Linked DNA regions of Homo sapiens: region 2 is linked to region 1. The links are chromatin loops, found by intact Hi-C in ENCODE. Cell type or tissue: endothelial cell of umbilical vein. All regions are shown on one strand.

What was found. A loop is a pair of places that touch in the nucleus more often than their neighbours do. Peaks named below come from ENCODE experiments on the same cell type or tissue, not always from the same donor. Only the 100,000 strongest peaks of a DNase experiment are listed, where the experiment ranks them.
Region 2: a loop joins it to region 1, with 2.8 times the contacts of the local background. A loop is called at or near these places in 4 of 110 quality-filtered maps.

Annotation. Positions count from the first base shown.
Region 1 is chr10:17,256,641-17,259,140 of GRCh38, reverse strand. No RefSeq gene overlaps it. Among named protein-coding and RNA genes, the nearest start is that of VIM-AS1, 28 kb to the right of the region's middle. In endothelial cell of umbilical vein, a CTCF peak has its summit at 1,237 (motif pointing right); a DNase peak (open chromatin) is centred at 1,280; H3K27ac peaks cover 388 bases.
Region 2 is chr10:15,901,458-15,903,957 of GRCh38, reverse strand. No RefSeq gene overlaps it. Among named protein-coding and RNA genes, the nearest start is that of MINDY3, 42 kb to the right of the region's middle. In endothelial cell of umbilical vein, a CTCF peak has its summit at 1,218 (motif pointing left); a DNase peak (open chromatin) is centred at 1,187.

The sequences.
Region 1 (2,500 bases):
GCAATTTTCTTATGTACACTTTGTTTATACTTTGAAACAACTGAAATTTTGAGAGCTATTTCCCCTCACATAGGAAGCCAATTGACAGGGGCCACCTCAATGCTCTTGACCTCTAGTGGGGATTGGACCCCACAGATTCTTGCTACTCAGTGCTGTCCCAGGCCAGCATATCAATATCTCTTGGGAGCTTGCTGGAGATGCAGTATCTCAGGCCCCGCCCTTGGCAGCTGAAACAGAACCTTCATTTTAACAAGATTCCCTAGTGAGTCGAGTGCAAATTAAAGTTTGAGAAGTACTCTCCTAAATCACAGCTTGGTCAATCAAGAAGCAAGTGGTCCCAGGATGTTTCTATCCTTTAAATGTAACAACAATCCCATTACTGAGTTTTTTTGTTTCTTTTATTTGTTTGTTTTTGTTTTTTTTTTGAGATGGAGCGTTGCTTTGTCGCCCAGACTGGAGTGCAGTAGTGCCATCTCAGCTCACTGCAACCTCCACTTCCCAGGTTCAAGCAATTCTCCTGCCCCAGCCTCCTGAGTAGCTGGGGCTACAGGTGCATGCCACCACACCCAGCTAATTTTTGTATTTTTAGTAGAGATGGGGTTTCACCATGTTGGTCAGGCTTGTCTCGACTACCTGACCTCAGGTGATCCACCCGCCTCGGCCTCCCAAAGTGCTAGGATTACAGGTGTGAGCCACCGCGCCCGGCAATTACTCAGTGTGTAATGTGAACCACAGGCACTTTGAGTTCGTGGTCTCTAATTACTGACAGAGTCATTCAGGGCAGGTATCCTCAATTCTCATTTCCAGCTGAGAAAGAATGAGATTTGGGAGACAAAGTAACTTGGTAGAAATTACACAGCCAATAAATGAAAGTTCCTGGATGTGAACACAGGTTTATCTTCTGACTGAGCAATATTGCTTCCCATTCTTCTTGCTGTTTTTCAAAGCACCGTTTTTGATGAGGTAGGTCCTGGGGTCATAAAGAGAAAGGAATTTTGTTCATTTTACTCTTCCCTGGACTGTGTGAAATATTTCAGGTACAGAGACTAAGTCAATGATTATCTATCTGGTGGATTAAAGAACAGACAATTCAGAAATGCTCTTGATGGTCATAAGTTAATTTTAAAAATTTATTTAGAAGGGATCCTCAGGAATGCCTAATTGTATCCACTGGATTTTAATACTTTCAATTCCGTGCAACTAAATGTGGCCCTTGGAAAAGTCCTGTGACTTCCGAACCCACCAGTAGATGTCAGTATTTCTTTGGACACCACAATGGCCTCTCAAGTTTTTGCCCTACCAGGCTCTTCACAAGATCCGTTGTGTCTGAAGAAGGAGCGGCGACTTTTTGTCTACATTTTTACTTGGTTGGAACAATCTTCTGAGATATCTTCAAGGGTGTTAGTGACCCCAAGGCAGTACTCTCTTGCCCTCTCTCTCTCCCTGTCTCTCTCTGTCTCTGTATGTGTGCGCCTCTTTCCTTCTCTTTCTCTCCCTATTTCCTCTCCCCATACTCCCACACTGACATTTTTTAATGAAAAAGATGATTTTCTCCCATGAAGATATTTCTGTGCAGATGTTAGAAAAGGACATTCGAAGACACTAAAGTCAGATTTTGTCAAGCCCTCTGGCTGGTAAACCAAGCAGATCCCACTCTCCAGGAATGAAGCAACTATTACGTTGGGGCGAAAGTTATTGCTATTACTTTTAATGGCAAAAAAACACGATTTTTTCCCCCAACCTAATACTACCATGCTAAATGCCAATTCAAAAAGGATTGCCCTTTGAAGAAAAAAAGGCAGAAGTAAGCAGGAAGGATAGCTCACTTGGAGTATCATCCGAGTTAGCTTAGGTAAAGACTGTAGCTTTCTACTAAAGCGTAATTTATTTCTCAAAGAATATTTTATATGCAACTATTTTCTGGGCTCTGTTCTGGAGCTTTATTAAATGTGTAAGAAGGCTGAATAATTGATCAGGTTTACCAAAGACTACAATTTAAGCTGACAGGCATTTGATTTTAGATGCTGGTGTCTCATTTGTGTGGCTTTTTCATGCATCTGCCAGCAACGGGTATGCTAAGACAATTATGTTCTTCCCACTGGACTGCTTTTTCTTGTCTCCTTTCCAGAACGATCCTTCTATTTTTTTTTTAGAAAAAGCTGTGCTTTAGGTTAACCACATAAAATTATTTGACAGATATCTGAAGAGACTCACTTTCTTTACAAGAGAGGTTAATAGTAGCTTCTCAGTAAGGAAAAAAAAAACGCTGAGAGGGATTAAATAAGAGAAATGCTTTCTGAGTCATTAGATGCTAGACAGGTTAAAATACCAGAAAAGTACACTGTAGCATTCAATTTGGCACGAGGTAATGACTTAATGATTTTCCCGATTTCTGATATTCGGTGTGGAACACTTAAGCCTTTCTGAGGCCTGATTAGCAAACAGTTTTATTTCCCTTTGCAGAAGAGGATGTAATCAGTTGTTAGGTGGACAATTCAGA
Region 2 (2,500 bases), 1.4 Mb after region 1:
GGATTTAGTTATACTAAAAAACATTTAGTGGCATGAACCCGGGAGGTGGAGCTTGCAAGGAGCCAAGATTGTGCCACTGCACTCCAGTCTGGGCAACAGAGCAAGACTGTCTCAAACAAACAAACAACAACAGCAAAAAAAATTTAGTTCATCTGAAATTCAAACTTAACAGGGCATTTCATATTTTTTCTGGAAATTTAGTTATGATCTAATAGAAGAATAATAAAAATCATGATGTATTTAATAAAGATAAAATAAACAGTTGTATTAAGCACTAGAAAATAGGAGCTTAAGCTAGGCGTGGTGGCTCACACCTGTAATCCCAGCACTTTGGGAGGCCCAGGTGAGCAGATTACTTGAAGTCAGGAGTTCGAGACCAGCCTGGCCAACGTGGTGAAACGCTATCTCTACTAAAAATACAAAAATTAGCTGAGCGTGGTGGCTCATGCCTGTAATCCCAACTACTCTGGAGGCTGAGGCAGGAGAATTGCTTGAACCCGGGAGGCGGAGGTTGCAGTGAGCCGAGATTGCGCTACTGCACTCCATCCTGGGTGACAGAGTGAGACTCCCTTTCAATCAATCAATCAATCATCATCAATAAAATAGTAGTTTAATCATGCTATGCAAATTGAGAAGTGGAAGATAAGAGAAGGATTTATTAAAGAGTTGTTTCTGAACTGGGTTTCAAGCAAGCAAGTTATATTCAGACAAATGGTAACCACTGGAGTTCCAGAAAAGGGGGAAGGCAGAAGTAATGTTGGACTCAAGAAAAGAGCCACATTTATCCTCATAATTGTGGTCCATTTGGGCTGGCAAAGAAGTTTATACTGGGAGATATAAAACAAGCGGTACCATAAATAATGTAGGTAAGTCTAAAGTGATAAAGTATGAAAAATATGCCGGGCGCCTGTAGTCCCAGCTACTCGGGAGGCTGAGGCAGGAGAATGGCGTGAACCCGGGAAGCGGAGCTTGCAGTGAGCCGAGATTGCGCCACTGCAGTCCGCAGTCCGGCCTGGGCGACAGAGCGAGACTCCGTCTCAAAAAAAAAAAAAAAAATATGCACCACATTATAGTTCTAGTATATTAATTGTAAATTCAAGGGTACAATAGTTCAACAGTACGGCTCGGTGATGTAATTTCTGTCTAGGAAAAACAGCTATTTATATCAAGAGTTATAGCCCCCTCTACTGGTCAAAAGGAGAAAAATCCTCCGTTGATACCAAAATACAGTGGTTGGACAGACTGGATATTTCATTAGAAACCATTTAGTAATATTGGCAGTTTTGTGGAATGTCTTATTTTAAGCTGCACAAGTCTTTTTATAAATACTGCAATTCAGAAACGAATTAATAATACAAAACACTCCAAAAGTTGGGGGATTCCTTTAAAGCCATTAAATGGAAAATGTTAGATTGTTCAAATGAAGCTCACTCAAGTTCTTGCTTTCCTCACCAAGATTAGGGTTCTTTTCTGTCTAATCTGACCAAAAGTCCCCAGATGGCAAACACTAAGTCTGTTATAAAATACATTTTCTAACTACCTATAAAAGAACTATGTGTAAATAAGACTTACTCTGTGAGCCTGTAGAAATACTGCTTTCATCCCAAACCCATGGAAATGAGCACTGCAAGAGCGGCTTAGCAATCTTCAGTTGAAACAATTGGCCCCGAGTGGTTCTTATTGGACCACTTTGGGAGCATTTCTCCAAAGGAAATACTCTTCAGTACACTAAACTTCTTCAGCTGCTAACTTGCTGATTGACTCCTGGGTACCCTCAATTAATCAGCACCACCTGTTTAACAAAAGCAAATCACTCCCTATTGTCTGTTAGATCAACTCTGAAATCTCTCTCTGGCAGGAATTTAATCTCTCCGCCAGCTGGTCTTGACTCACCTGCTCACATTCCTGTCCAAAGCCTGGATTCCAGCGAGGGTTCCTCCTCATTGTTCCCCGCTCTGCCATGGGTCTCCCTGAAAAAAAAAAATCACCCCTACAGGAAAATGTAACTTCTCCTCTCTTTTCAGGGTCTACCTCAAGTCTCCACATCTACTGTACTGTGCAGCTACCACCTACCATGTCTTAACTCTCTAAATCCTTCATATTCATTATGTTTTAGACTTGCTCCTCTATGTCATGTTGTATTTACTGTTTTCTTGTCAATTTCTGAGCCAATACATGTGTAGGACCCCCTGGAAGGTTAATAATTTGGTACCTTTCTAATTCATGTTAGTTACATGTTAATCCAGAAGAGATTCATGGGGTATGAGGAAGCACATAGGGCAGGGACCACAGAGCACAGTCACTACCCTACTGTTTCGAAGACCTTCCTACTTCACTCCCTAAAACACAAGCCCTACAGTATGGCGTATCTCTAAGGGTCTCACCACCCTCTTCCTCACCCTCAAGAAGCTACTTGAAAACATTCATTCCAGACACACATAGTGCATACTCTCAGAAATGATTTGTTTATAGGATCTTCTCGGTCTTGTTATTTTTCTAC